Regions from separate parts of the Homo sapiens genome. Here region 1 is linked to region 2. Evidence: read pairs that join two places in POLR2A ChIA-PET (ENCODE). Cell type or tissue: K562. All regions are shown on one strand. Each heading gives the region's core, and the rest is flanking DNA. Links, peaks and the distances in the headings are about the cores only.

Region 1 (7,393 bases), core at 1,083-5,082, 1.3 Mb after region 2:
CTCGCTCTGTTGCCCAGGCTGGAGGGCAGCTCGCTCCAAGCTCCGCCTCCTGGGTTCACACCATTCTCCTGCCTCAGCCTCCCGAGTAGCTGGGACTACAGGCGCCCACCACCACGCCTGGCTAATTTTTTTTATTTTTATTTTTAACAGAGACGGGATTTCACCGTGTTAGCCAGGATGGTCTCGATCTCCTGACCTCGTGATCCGCCTGTCTCGACCTCCCAAAGTGCTGGGATTACAGGTGTGAGCCACCGTGCTGGGCATCCCTGCTTTCATCCTAGCACTCCCTGCTGCCTTTATACCCCATAGAATAACCAATGTGATCTTTTCATTTATTCATTTATTATTATTATTATTATTATTATTTTGGAGGCAAAGTCTCGCTCTATCCCCCAGGCTGGAGTACAGTGGTGCAATCTCGGCTCACTGCAACCTTCACCTCCCGGGTTCAAGTGATTCTCATGCCTTAGCCTCCCCAGTAGCTAGGATTACAGGCCCCCACCACCACGCCCGGCTAATTTTTGTGTTTTTAGTAGAGACGGGGTTTCACCATGTTGGCCAGGCTGGTCTCGAACTCCTGACCTCAGATGATCTGCCCACCTCGGCCTCCCAAAGTGCTGGGATTACAAGCATGAGCCACCGCACCCAGCCAATGTGATCTTTTTAAAACATGAGTCAAATTACTTCCTTCCTCTGTTCAAATGCCCCAGTGGCTCCCCTCTCACTCAGAGAAAATCTTAACACCGTTCTGTGGCCTAGAAAGTCCTACCTGAGCTGTGCACACCCCTCCCCACCTTACCTCCTGTTGCTTTTCCCTCCCTTGCCCCAGCCCCACTGGCCTCCTTGCTGTTCTTCGAGCAGCCAAGCACAATCACGCCTCCCGGTCTTCGCCCTTGTATTCCCTCTGCCTAGAGAAGGTAACTGCCCCTGCCCATTTATCCATGACAGGGCTCACTTCCGCTCATCACTAGGCAAGTTTCTCTGGCCATCCTGTTATACATACAATAGCACCCTAATCCTCTCTCACCTCTCCCACTGTCTAGCCCTCTCTCCTGCTTGTCGTTTCTTCATGGCATTCATCACTGTAGAACTGACCTTTGTTTACTGTATGTCTCTCCCACTAGAATGTTGTAGTCCTCATCATCAGCAGAGACTTTGTGCCATCCTCTGCTATATTATCCTGAAGAGTGCCTGGCTCATGGTAGGTGTTGAATCAATATACGTTAAGTAGATGAAAGCGTTTGCATAACTGGGAAGCTATTTGTTGGTGTCCACTGCACTCCAGCCTGAGTAACACAGTGAGACCCTGTCTTAAAATAATAATAATAATAATAATAATAATAATAATAATAATAATAATAATAATATTGGTGAGGGCTGGGTGCGATGGCTGATGCCTATAATCCCAGTACTTTGGGAGGCTGAGGTGGGTGGATTGCTGGAACACAGGACTTCAAAACCAACCTGGGCAACATGGTGAGACCCTGGCTCTACAAAAAAATTTTAAAAAGTAGCCCTGCATGGTGGCACGTGCCTGTGGTCCCAGCTATGCAGGTGGCTGAAGTGGGAGGATGGCTTGAGCTCAGGAGGTCAAGGCTACAGTGAACCGTGATCATGCCACTGCACTCTAGCCTGGCAGTCTGAGGGAGACTGTTTCTATATTGCTGAGGATGTGGGTAGCTGGAGAGTCTCAGGCATTATCAGTGAAAGTGTGAATTGCTATTACCCTAGTGTGAGGCAAGTCCTTTGACTCCTGAATCCTCAGTCTAGGAATTTACCCTCAGGTAATTCTTACCCAATGTCAAAAAGATGCAGGGATGTTCACGGAACTTTTTTTATAGTAGTGAAAAATTGGAAATGACATCAATGTCCAACCATACAAGGGTTGGTTGTTAAAATTATGATAGAGCCATATAATGAATACTAAGGGGCCATCAAAAATGATATTGTGAAAGGATACTTCATGAAACTTGAGAATATGTTTATAATATATTATTAAGTGAACATTTTTTTAAAAACCAGCAGGCCAGGTGTGGCGCCTCATGCCTGTAATCCTAGCACTTTGGGAGGCTGAGGTGGGTGGATCACCTGAAGTCAGGAGTTCAGGACCAGCCTGGCCAACATGGTAAAACCTCGTCTCTACTAAAAATACAAAAATAAGCCAGGCGTGGTGGTGTGCGCCTGTAATCCCAGCTACCCAGGAGGCTGCAGCAGGAGAATCGCTGGAACCTGGGAGGCAGAGGTTGCAGTGAGCTGAGATTGGACTACTGCACTCCAGCCTGGGCAACAGAGCGAGACTCCATCTCAAAGAAAAAAAAAAAATTAAGAGCAATATGTAAAGTGTGATGTCATTCTTGTATACACATATCTGTGTGTGTTCAGACCCAGGAAGCTATTTAGGAAGAGGACACCAACATGTTTAAAATGTGGTGGTTTCCATTGTTGAATTGAGCTGGTGGGAGGTGTAGGGGGGTTCACTGTGTTATTCTTTCAACCTTTCTGTATGTTTAAAAAATCTGGGCCAGGCACAGTGGCTCACGCCTGTCATCCCAGCACTTTGGGAGGCCAAGGCAGGCCTTGGCAGGATCACTTGAGACGGGAGTTTCAGACCAGCCTGGGCAACATGGTGAAACCCCATCTCTACAAAAAAAATATAAAAATTAGCTGGAAATGGTGGTGTGCACCTGTAGTCCCAGACTCAGGAGGCTGAGGTGGGAGGATTGCTTGAGCCCTGGAGATTGAGGCTGCAGTGAGCCCAGATTGTACCATTGCACGCCAGCCTGGGTGACAGAGTGAGGCCCTGTCTCAAAAAAAAAGAAAAAGAAAAATCTAGTCAGGTGTGGTGGCTCATGCCTGTGGTCTCAGCACTTTGGGAGGCTGAGGCAGGAGAACCACTTGAGGCTAAGAGTTTGAGACTGGCCTGGGCAACGTAGTGAGATCCAGCCTCTAAAAAAAAAAATTAGCCAGATGTGGTGGCAAACGCCTGTGGTCCCAGTAGCTCTGGAGGCTGAGGTGAGAGGATTGCTTGAGCCCAGGAGGTCAAGGCTGCAGTGAGCTCTGATTGTGCCATTGCACTCCAGCCTGGGTGACAGAATGAGACCCTGTCAAGAAAGAAAGGAAGAAGGGAAAGGGAAAGGGAAAGAAAGAGAGAGAGAAAGAAAGATCTTACAATAAAAAATTGAAAGACCTATAATCCCAGCACTTTGGGAGGCTGAGGCCGGCGGATCACTTGAGGTCAGGAGTTCGAGACCAGCCTGGCCAACATGGTGAAACCCTGTCTCTACTAAAAATACAAAAATTAGCTGGGCATGATGGCATGTGCCTGTAATCCCAGCTACTTGGGAGGCTGAGGCAGGAGAATCGCTTGAACCCAGGAGGCAGAGGTTACAGTGAGCCAAGATCGCACCACTGCACTCCAGCCTGGGCGACAGAGTGAGACTCCGTCACAAAAAAAAAAAAAAATTTTTTTTGAAAGAAAATATGGTTATTTGGGGGTAGAGGGATTTGGGGAGATAGTTTTTCTTCTTTGCACATCGTGTATTTTATTTACTTTCCTATAATGAGCATCTACCACTTTTACAAAACTAATGAATTGATATCAAAATAAAATACAGCTCTTGTCACACAAAATGTTTAAATTAAAAAAATAAACAATAGTTGTCTTGATAGTTTAAAAAGATAGAAGACAACACAAATACCTGTGAGTAGAGAACTGAGCAAGTAAATTATAGTAGTCATACAAACATTGCACCCCCGTTTAAAAATATGTTATAGAAAAGATATTTACAGTAATTTGGTGAGTGAAAAAACAGGCCATAAAACAGACTGTAGAGTATTAACCCATTTTTGAAAAAAAATGTATATATGTTGCCCACCCATAGAAAAAACTGGAAATATCCATGCCAAAATGTTAGCAGTGGTATTCTTTGGAAAATGGAATGACAGGTGTTTTCCCTCCCTTCCTTTTGCTTATTTATATGTCATAAATCAGTTTTATCCAGTAGAACTTTCTGGGATGATGGAAATGTTCTCTATCTGCCTTGTTCAATATTATCATAGCCATTAGCCACATACAGAATACTTCACATATGGCTAGTTGGCCAGGCCCTGTGGCTCATGCCTGTAATCCCAGCACTTTGGGAGGTCCAGGTGGGCAGATCACTTGAGCCCAGGGGTTTGAGACCAGCCAGGGCAACATAGCAAAACCCTATCTCTATAAAAAAATACAAAAATTAGCTGGGTGTGGTGGTGTGTGACTGTAGTCCCAGCTACTTGGGAGGCGGAGGTGGGAGGATTGCCTGAGCCCAGGAGGTTGAGGCTGCAGTGAGCCATGATTGCACCACTGCACTCCAGCCTGGGCAACAGAGCAAGACCCTGCCTCAAAATAAAATAAATAAATGTGGCTAGTGAGACTGAAAAATGAAATTTTTATTGTATTTAATTCTAATTAATTTAAACTTAAGTGGCCACATGTGGCTAGTGGTTACTGCATTGGACAGCATAGTTCTCAAATGTTTACGAAGAACACACATATTGGCTTTGCAAAGAGGGAAAAGAGAGCTTTTCTTCCTTTTTTTTCCCTTGTGTGTTTATTTGTTCTGCCCTGGCTTCTTGAAGAGCTCCTCTGAAATCCCAGGGAGAGGCAGTGAATGCAAGGGCTTTGCAAACTGTTAAGTGCTGTACTCAGGAGATGCTGCTGTATGAGACTCTTTTTCCCCTTGCCTGGAACCCTTTTTCTCCTCTCCTCATGGGCTCCCAGCTAAGGTAGAGCCCTGACCAGAGAAAGCATCTTTGGGTGGTCTCTCAAGGGGGAACAGGGTATCCTGGGGTCTGGCCCCTGCAGCTAAGGCCCTCTCCTGAAAAGACTTTCCAGAAGGCATTCATTCACTCATGTATTCATTCAACAACCATTACTAACCATTCTCCTTCTCACCAGTCACTGCACTAGGCCCTGGGTACAGTGGCGTGGCTTAAAATCTAGGCTTTGGGAGGTATGGAGTGGTAACTGACAGGGCTGGGACACAGAAGGCCAGCTCAGCCACCCGTGGGCATGCCCCTTAATTTTCCTAAACCTCTATTTTTCTCTTCTGTAAAAGCAGGAAAATAGTGACACTGTCTTGCCAATCCCCTAGGGTCAATCAGGGCTGAGAAAGTTAATTACAGAGGCCTGCAGAGATATTCGTGATCAAAGAATATGCCTTCCTGGGAGAATAAGCGGGTAGTGACAGCCAGCTCCAATGCCCATGTAGATATTATTATTAATAATATTTTATCAGCCAGGCGCGGTGGCTCACGCCTGTAATCCCAGCACTTTGAGAGGCCGAGGCAGGCAGATTACGAGGTCAGGAGATCGAGACCATCCTGGCTAACAGAGTGAAACCTCATCTCTACTAAAAATACAAAAAATTAGCCAGGCGTGGTGGCAGGCGCCAGTGGTCCCAGCTACTCGAGAGGCTGAGGAAGGAGAATGGCGTGATCCCAGGAGGCGGAGCTTGCAATGAGCCAAAATCGAGCCACTGCACTCCAGCCTGGGCGACAGAGCAAGACTCCGTCTCAAAAAAAAAAAAAAAAAAAAAATTAGCCGGGCGTGGTGGCACACGCCTGTAGTCCCAGCTACTTGAGAGGCTGAGAATTGCTTCAACTTGAGAAGTGGAGGTTGCAGTGAGCCAAGATTGCACCACTGCACTCCAGCCTGGGTGACAGAGCAAGACTCCGTCTCAAAAATAAATAAATAAAATAATAATAATAATATTTTATCACAACACATCACAGTTTCTTTAAGAGTAGTTAAAATATCAACCTTAAGGAAACCAGGAAAAGGGTGTTATCATTCATCCATACAGCATTTGTTGATTCCCACTGAAGTTCCAGGCCAAGGTGGGGTAGGGGATCAGTCTGGGAATGGGGACCTGACATGCGAGAAAGACACATAAGGAAATATTCCCTTTTTATTCATTCACTCCTCTGGCATATGCCAACCCTCTGGGGACATAATGAAAGACATCCACAGCCTTGCTCTCAGGAAGCTTTTAAAGGAAGTGGGGAGGCAGATATTCCTCAAATAGCCATTCAACTGCATATTATAAACGGTGATAAGGGTTAAGGAGAGGAAGTACAGAGTGCTATGAAGACATCATGGGGGACCTTGATGTACTTGGTGGTGGGAGGGTCAGAGATGGCATCTCTGGGGAGGTCAGCATCTAAAGGAGTTGAATAAGGACTGATAGGGTGGGGAAAGAGGGTCCAGGAGGCAGAAACAGCATGTGCCAAGGCCCTGAGCTGGGAGAGGGCAGGGTGCTTGTGAGGCCAGTGTGGCTGGAACCCAGCTGGCAAAGGAAGGGGTGCGTTATGCAGCTGAGGCTCTAGTGGACCATACTTAGGAGCCAGTGAAGGCTTCAGGGAAGGACAGTGAGGACAGCTGTCCATTCTGGATGGAACACTGGAGGGGCAGAGTGGGCGAGGCATGGGCACAATGGCAGCTGGTGCCAGGGAGGCAGCAATGGGGTGGAGAGAAGGGGAGAGTGGGTGCGTAATGAGCGCGATGGCAGCCTGTGTCAGGGAGACAGCAGGGGGTTGAGAGAAGGGGAGAAATTTGAGGGCTGCTTGGGAGGTAAGTGGGGCAAGACGTGGGGTTGGATTGGCCCTGGGAGAGGTGGCACGAGAGGTCCCAGTGGGTAAGCTCTGTGACCCAGGAAGGGCTGGCTAAATCTGACCTGGGGAAGGCCTCCCAGATGGAGCACATCTCCCCGGTATCGTGAAATAGGTTGCAGCACCCCTAGTGGAGAAAAAGGGGAAAGACAGTCTATCCCTGGCGAGCAGAAATTCAGCTGGGAGTTGTCAGTGAAACGAAACTAACATTGAGTATGGACCGTGTACCAAGCCCTTTCTAAGTGCTTTACCTTCATCACCTCATTTAATCCTCCCAACAACTCTACAAGGTCGATGCTATTATCACTCTCATTTTACAGATGAGGAAGCTGAGGCTCAGAGAGGTGCTGCCACTGGGATGCGGACTCCAGGAAGCCTGACCCCGTCCTGCCTTTTAATCACGGCATCATACTGCTCTTGTGGTTTGGGATGATTAGAACCTGAGAGAGTTGGAGAGGGGAAGGAGCGGGTTGAGTCTGAGCCTAAGAAATGGGCTGGGACCAAATCCCGGGGGGCTGCTGGTGTTAGACTTGGGGGTGTTGACATCATTGCAGATGAGTGGGTAGCACATTCTTAGGGAGAGGGTGGTGGGATCACGTGTGCTTTTCTGAGAAGTCACTCTGGGATGGGGCAGAGAAGAAGTAAAAAAAAAAAAAAAAAACAGAAAAAAAAACAGAGGAGAGACAGTGAGGCAGGGCATGGGTGAGTACAAGGCCAGGGCAGCAGGGCTCTGGGAAGGGTGAAC
Region 2 (8,080 bases), core at 2,048-6,047:
CAACTGTACTCCAGCCTGGGCAACAAAGCGAGACTCCATCTCAAAAAAAAAAAAAAAAAGAAAAGAAAAGAAAAAAGAAACATTTGATCATCTTTTCTCCTTGGCTGAGTGTGGATATTTTTCTATTTTTCTAAGAGTAATGGGATACCATTAGACGGGTGATGGCCCTAAATATCTGGGCTGTTGTGTTTTGTTGCTGGGCTGTTGTGTTTTGTCTACCATATGAAGAAAGGGTGCCAGGGTAGTGGACGCAGACAGGCCAGTGAGGAGACTGAGAAGTTGGCTGGGAGAGAGGGTGGCTTGGACTAGGGCAGTAGCGGCAGATGTGGTGAGAGGTGGGTGGATTCTGGAGGGACTGTGGAGGAGCATCACAGGACCGGTGGCGGATTGAATGGGAAGGCAAGAGGAAGTGTCACTGGTGGGGAGCCTTGGGGAAGGCTCCCTCCATATGTGACTTCAGAGCTCACATTACATGCTCAGCACATGCTGGAGAGATGACAAAGGGGCTGCGCTCCTGTCTGGTGGGAATTTAGGGAAGTCTGACCACACCATCTCCAGGCTGGGCGAAGCCACTGAAGGCTTGAAAGGATTTTGAGACTTCCTCATGCCATCCTCCATCCTCCTGCCTCCAGACCAGACAGACTCATCCTCTCCCCAAACCCCAGCTCCAAGGGACAGCACACTGGAGGATTCAGAACCTGCGCCCACCCCCACCCCCCATATCCATGCAGGGGGTCACTATGAAGTGCCCTGTGACAGAGGCTTTCTAATTTCCCAAGACATGGTCATAGCCGCGGGCCATGTGATGGTCTTAGCATGCCTGAGGGGTTGGCCAGGAAGGTTTCCCCTCCATCACACAGCTGAGGACATAGACTCTCAGAGTAACATGTGCCTCATCCATGAAGATGTGTGTAGCTCCCCAGATGGCACATCCATCCTCGGCTTTCCAGATGACAGGAGGAGTTGAAGCAGGGAGTTAAGGGGAAGTGCCTGGCCGAGGGAAGCCAGGCTGGGGAACATGGGTATGAGGCTGGGTTGTCACTGTGAAGTATGGGGCGGGGGCCTGGCAGCCTTGAAGAGCCAAGAGGGCATTTCCCTCTTTTTCTCCAAGCACAAAGCAAGGGTTTCTGAGCTCCGCAGCTGCAGTCTCCTCCCAGGGCGGGCTCAGTGACCACTCCAGAGCGGCCCTGGACGTTGCTGCCCTCTGACAACCTGGAAGCCATCAGTTCTCTCTCCTGCAAACTGCAGAACTTGGGCAATTTGGGCAGGTCAGGCTGCAATTTTCTCTGCAGGGCTGCAGGATTGGTGCACACATGAGTTTGGAGCATGCAGATGCGGACATCAGAGGTGTTCCTACATCTTTGAATCTCATCTCGGCCTTTTTTGGCTAAGTCCAGGAATGTGTCTGGCTTCAGACCATTGGCGTCACAGCTGCAAACTAGAGACTTCCAGAGCTGGGAGTAACCGAGAGCTCCTCTCATCCATCCTTTTGCCTTCAGGGGCACTTCCGCCCTCCCCCGAAGACCATCCCAGCCAAAGGGAATGTTATCTTTTCCCCAAAGAGCTCCTTTCCTCTCCCTCGGGCCTTCATTCCTGTGGGGAGCAACTTCCAGCCAAAGACCTCTTCCCACGGATTGTAGCCAACTTTAATCCTGCCTGCCCAGCCCATGCTCCTGCTTCTGATGGCAGCACCCTTAGAGAGGCCCCCTCCCCACTCTCAAGTTGTGAGTTGGGTGGGGTTTACCTTGAGTGCACCTGTGGCCCAAGCCTGGCCAATGAGAGCACCACATTCCTCTCGTCTTGTCTCAGGGTTTGTTTGGGGGTGAGTAAGTGATCAAATCAAGGCAAATCAGATTAAGTTCTGGGATTTCGCTGCAACAACGGAGAAGGAGGTGTCCTTTCAGTTGGGTTTGCTGTTAGGATGGAAGCCTAAAGTTGCCATCATTTGGAGAAAGCCTACCTGAGAGTGGATCCAACACAGAGGAAAACAGGTTGGAGGCCTGGAGAGAGACAGCTCCTGACAACTGCAGTTGAGTACTTGGATCCAGCCATGCCTGAAGCTAAAAACCATGGACATTTTAGATATGTGAACTGATAAACTCCCCTTCCTGCCAGTTTCAGTGAGGTTTCAGTCATTTGCAGCAAAGGTGCTCCAACCCCACCCTAGGTCCTTCCTTCTGCCCCACAGCCTTTGTCCTTTGGCTCTGCCCACAGTGGGGCTGGAGAGTCTCTGGCCATGCCCTTAGCAGGAGATTCCTTCATCTCCTTGAGTCTGCTGGTCAATTGCTGCTCAACATCTGTGTCTCCACTTGGACTCACCCTGCTCCTCTCACTGTTTTCTCTTTGGTTTACTGTTATTCAGAATCCTTCCCATTGCAGCTGAGAGAAGCCACATCACATCATCTTGAGCAAAAAAGGGGACTTGCTGGCCTGGGGAATTGCCCTGAGGAGTAGGGCTAGGGGGCTGGAATCACAGCTCAGGGCCAACAGGATTATCTCTGTCTGTCATTCACCCTTGCTGTCTCTGCTTCCCTGTGGGGCTGGCCTCATTCTCTCCCTTCTGTGAGGTGGAGAACTTGGCTACCATCAGCCCAGCTTGGGAACCCCAGTCTAAAACCAGAGAGCTGTTTTCTTCTAAGATCCATATGTCAGTTCCAAGGAAGAACTGACTGACCTTGTTTGGGCCATGTGCCTGCGGGGCAATCACTGCAGCCAAGGAAGTGGGGGACAATCATTGACCAAGTCTGGGTCATGTGGATGAGGCATTGGGGTTCAGTAATTGACAGACTTATGTAAGGAAGGAAGAACAGTTTCCCACAGGGGACCAGGTGGCTGATAGTAAATTAAGGTTGGGGTAAGAGGGATGCTGGGCAGAAAAGAGCAAGAGATATCCACCCCAGATACCACTATCATCACAACCATCATCTCCATCTGCCAGCATCTCCTGAATCCCTACTATGGGCCTGGCTCTGGGAGGAATCCATCCATCCAACCATCCATCCATCCATCCATCCATCCAGCCAGCCAGCCAGCCATCCACCCACTCACCCATCTATCCATCCATCCATCCATATATCTATCCATCCATCCATCCATCCATCCATCCATCCATCCACCCACCCATCTATCCATCCATCCATTCATCCATGCATGCATGCATGCATCCATCCATCCATCCATCCATCCAGCACTGATTCTGCACCAGGCCCATCTATCCATCCATCCATCCATCCATTCATCCATCCATCCATCTAGCACTGACTCTGCACCAGACCCCGAGCTAGAAACACAATAGTGAGTCTCATCTCACTCAGAGATAGGGACTTCAGCCCTAGTTCAGCCTAGAGGGGAAGAACATTTAAGAAGCCATTATATTCCCCTGGGGTAAGAGCACTTTTAGGGAAGTATAATGGACTCAGAGCAGGGCCAGCTAATGTAGTTTTGGCAGAGTGGTCTGGAAGGGTTTCCAGGAGGAGGTGACAGTTAAGCAGAGACCTAAAGGAAGAGCAGGAGGTAACCAAGTGAAGAATAAAAAGAGTCTCCAGGAGAGGTGACACTGGGAGGGCAGGAGTTTCTGCCCCTGTGGCGTTGACAGTGATGTGGGAAGACAGGACTCCTCCCTTCCCTCACTCAGCAGTGCTAACAGGGCCCAGGATGGCCTCACCCTGGGCTGGGCCTGGGATCTGGAAGTGAGATCGCCTGGGCCCCTTCCCCCAGGAGCTCCTGATTCACTAGGGGAGGCAGGTGTGTGGTGTAAGAAGAGCACCGCATGGAGGAGGCGGTCTGGAGGAGAGCAGGGGTGCGGTGGGTGCTCCAGGGAGGAGGCTAAGTCTGCACTCAGCCTTGACAAGAGGCACTCACTGGGAAAAATGAAGCCACAGGTTCCGGATCGTCAGGGCTGGTGCCTCGCATCCTCCATCCTCATAACTCCCAGTGTGTGGGTGTCCTGAACTGTGTCCTCCTGACCACCCCTCACTCCTGGAGAAGCCTCCACACCAGCCCTCCTTGGTCAGGGTCAGCCTGTCCTCTCTCCTTGTGCTCCCGCGGAGGTGTAGGAAGATGTCCGTTCCGGATGCTGATGAAGAGGAAGGTAGGTACTTGGGCAGGGAAGGTAGAATATGGAGGTTTGGTGAGGATCTGAGGTCAGGAGATGGGATTCAGGGCCTCCTTCAGCTACAGACTCACGGTGTGACCTTGGGCAAGTCCCCGCCCTCTCCGGGCCTTGGTTGATCCCTCGGTTTGGATGGGAGAGTTCACAGGCCTTGTTCCGGCGCCATTTCTGTGCATTTGGAGGTGGGGCTGCACTGGGGCTCCTGGCTCCTGGCCGCGCCGCCTTGCAGCCTACAGGTCCTGAGTCATCTTCCAGGCAGCGGGTGACCTCTCCATACCCCTGTCTCCCCGCAGCCCCGTGACCCTGGGCGGCGCGCAGGGCCAGGCCGTCCCAGGCGGGCTGCACAGTGGAAATCACAATATTGACCCAGCGCGCAGGAAGTGGGGAGGACAGGCCGCCGGGGTTCCCGGCCCGGGGGGAGACAGCTCGCTGAGTGATGAGCTCGGAGCCAAGCTCTCCCTCCCTCCTGGGTCACCGCACCGCTGCCCGCCGCCAGGGCTGTTCCTCTTGGCTCCAGGGCCCCCCTCCCTGGACCTCCCTCCTACACATTCCCCCGGCCCAGGCCCCAGAGGGGAGCTGCTGGTGAGCTCCAGGCCTCAGGGCCTCTCGGGCCCTGCCTCCCTCTAGCCCAAGTCCCGGTTCCCTTGTGCTTCCAGCATCTGAGGGGCCAAAACTGGAACTGCACCCTCACAGGCCACTGACCTTTGGAATAGTCCTGCCTCCCATTTAACAGATGGGGGAACTGAGGCTTAGAAAGGTACTCAGCCAGTTGTATCAGAGCCAGGATCCACACTCAGATCTGTCCAACTCCTGGCCAGTGCTCTGTCTACGCCGTGAGTGAGTTATCGTCGGTCGTGATAATAGTGTGAGTAATAAACTGCTCAGTTAGTGAAGTTTTTGGTCTCACGCAGCCCTCTTGCCTGCCCTAGGAGCGGTTCTGACTTTACAGACGAGGAAGCTAAGGCTTAGAGGTGGTGAGATAACTTTCCCAAGGACACAGCCCGGGAGCAGCAGGGCTGGGATTTGAACTGTGGTCCGCCTGATCTGTCTGTTCTGCCAAGCTGTGGGGCAGGAGGGGCCTGTCCTTGAAGGTCTACTCAAATGCCACCTCCCCTGGGGGGCCCCAGGACCACCTGTAGATTGTGCTCCCCCAGAGGGGTTCCTTGGGGACAATGTAGCCCACAGCCTTGCTCTCCAGTGAGGGGGCCCTCAGTTGGTGTTGCCTGGGGGTCTGGCCGTGGGGTTTGGAGGCTGGTGGGTCAACCCTGCTGGTGGGTTGAGCTGGACCAGGAAGTGCTGCTCAGGGGTGAGCACCCTCCAGGGGGCGTGGTGAAGTAGAGGGGAAATACTCCTGGGCTTGGAGCTGGGGACCTGGAGCCCCTCCCTAACCTCCCAGGGTCTTGGTTTCCTCATTCATAGAAAAGGGCTTGGGGTCCATTTGAAGGCCTACTCCCCAATACCAGAGACTTAGTAGAGCTTTGGGCTTCTATTTCTTCCAGCTCCCTTCCCACAAGCTGGGTGTCATGGGGGAAAGGGTTTACAGAGCTCTCACTGGGCTCTGATTAAGTTTTCTACCCAGGGTTTTCACTATAAGGAGTCACCAATGAAAATCTGCCAATGTGCTTCTTCTAGGGCTGCTGTTGAGGGTGTTTTCTGATTCATCACATGACCCCATTATGAGGAACCCCAGGAAAAATTCGCCGAGAATTCAGTGTAGGCAATTTGCATGAAGTCTGAGAAATTGGTATAATTTTATATTTTGGACACTGATTGTGTCTGTGTGTGTGCATGCTTGCCTGAGTGTTTACATCTTTGTTTTGCCCATGATGAAGCTCAAGGCTAAAACTATGACACATGACAGTGTGGGACTTCCTGATCCAGGTCACCTCCCCTTCCCCTTGCCACAGGCCCCAGAATATAATTTTCATTTATTGACCTACTGTGCAGCATGAAGATACAGCCCTTTACCGATTTCCTCATTTCCTTTGTGCCAGGGTGAAAACTGACTTTCAGAACGTGAACAAGGTGCATGATGGATTTATCCATTAGTGATGTCTGCCATGGGCACACGAAGGGAAGTACTGGTGCATATGCCTCATTTTTGCCTTCCCTCATTCAATCAATGTATAATATTGTATCTAATCATATTTTCTATTTAACCATATATAATTTCATAAGCTGCCTTTAAACCTTTGTGGAACAAGACTTTGTATAAATAATGGTAATTCATTGCAAATAACCATTAGGTTCTTTAACATAGGTTATATTACTATGTCCTTACCATCTCTCTGCAGGAGAAAATGGGTGGGTCATATGGCACCTTTGTGCATATTCGAAAACTATGCCCCTCTGGGCAATAATGGCTTAGTGAGCAGAGCACAGGGTAGATTTTAGCCCCATTCACTTCATCACCCAGGTGTATTTGTTCAGTGCATGACCTTAACAACCACACACAGCAACCCTATTCAGTGTCTTGCCAAATCCCATGGTTATATCCTTCACTCCAAATCCAGTTCTCATTTTATTATATGCAGCACACAGACCATATTCTGGGTCTTGGACATCTATTCAGGCTCCAGGATGGTTGGCATTTGGTCTCAGGCTAAGTGAGGCAGTGGAAGGAAGAACAGCGTAAACAACTTAGCTTGCGTTTGTGCCACAAACAGGCAACATTCCTGCTGGTGCCTGTCCCTGCCTGCCAGATTCCAGTGAGGATCCTGGGCTATGAATAGTCCCAGTGATGCCCTCTCAGAGGACCCACTGGACTTCCCGCAGGCCCGGTCCTTGGCCTCCACCCCACACTGGCCACTGGGAAATCAGGGACAAGACCTCTTCCCTGGCACCTTCATCCTGCATGTTTCTTCCCGCTTGCTTTCCGCCCGGGATTACCGCCGGGGCTGGGCTTCTGCACGTGGCTGTTGCTTGGGCCCCCACGTGGGCTGCTTGAAAAACATCTCTCTGAAAGCAGAGAAAGTGTGAGCCGTCAAGAAGGAGCGTGTGGAAGGAGAGAGGTCCTCGGAGGAGGGGAAATTTACAGCATTCATTTGGCCCATTCTAAGGACACCGTGAGGCCTGCATGAAATGCCTTCCGGAGGTGAGCACCGGTATTTTACTGCCTAAAATCCAATGTCAGTGCTTCCATGCCCTTGGAGATTACCTCCCCCACCCCCTCCTGTGACAGATAAGGAAACTGAGGCCCATGATGGAAAGTGACTTGCCTAAGCCTGTACAGCTGAGTGAAAAATCCCAGGCACTGATAGGGGAGGCCCTGAGTGCAAGCTAAGTTCTCTGGACCTGATATGTGCATGATGTCAGGGCTGGAGACACAGGTGGATGCCCCGTTTGGTTCCCTGAACTGTCAGCCTACTATGTGCTTTAGCATAGATTATATTACTGTGTTCTCACCGTATCTCTGTAGGAGAAAATGAGTGGGTCATTATAGAGACAGAAACTCAGGTTCAGAGTCGGGACCACTGCAGGCCCTTAGGGCACCTTTGTATATATTAGAAAAATATGCCCCTCTGGGCAATCATGGCTTGGTGAGCAGAGCACAGAAGGCCAGAGAGTCTGACTCACTTGCCAAAGGTCACACTGCACCACAGCAGAGGAGAAAGCCATGTGATCATGGTCAGGAAGACCCTGTTCAGAGGCCAACAGTCTGGGTTCTGTGAATACCACCCACTGGCTCTGTGACCTTAGCCAAGTGACTTTGTCTCTCTGAGCCTCAATTTCCTCACTGATAAAATAGGAGTAGTAACTGTAAGGCTGTTATGAAGACTTGGTAAGACAATACAGGGAAGCGCTCAGCACAGTCTTGGGATAGCCTCATGCCAATGAATAGTCGTGCCAATGTCAGTGTGATTATCACTACCAACAGAAGTAGGCGGTTATAGCAGACATTTCTTGGATTGGTTGCCAGAGTCCAACTTCTGGATTCCTTGGGGCAAATGGCCATGCCTTCTGTGTGCC

Evidence for each region. Peaks named below come from ENCODE experiments on the same cell type or tissue, not always from the same donor. Only the 100,000 strongest peaks of a DNase experiment are listed, where the experiment ranks them.
Region 1: POLR2A ChIA-PET joins it to region 2 with 5 read pairs; 2 of 35 experiments call an interaction of 5 or more read pairs at or near these places.

Annotation. Positions count from the first base shown.
Region 1 is chr1:23,628,357-23,635,749 of GRCh38, forward strand. MDS2 (myelodysplastic syndrome 2 translocation associated) reads left to right here. Exons shown (of 6, transcript NR_167910.1): 3 at 151-241; 4 at 1,125-1,201. Among named protein-coding and RNA genes, the nearest start is that of MDS2, 4.7 kb to the left of the region's middle. In K562, for the core only: no CTCF peak of the experiment used is centred there; no DNase peak of the experiment used is centred there.
Region 2 is chr1:22,281,323-22,289,402 of GRCh38, forward strand. No RefSeq gene overlaps it. Among named protein-coding and RNA genes, the nearest start is that of MIR4418, 19 kb to the left of the region's middle. RefSeq lists an enhancer at 5,324-5,823. In K562, for the core only: CTCF peaks have their summits at 4,690 and 5,423 (motif pointing right); DNase peaks (open chromatin) are centred at 4,379 and 5,429; H3K4me3 peaks cover 374 bases.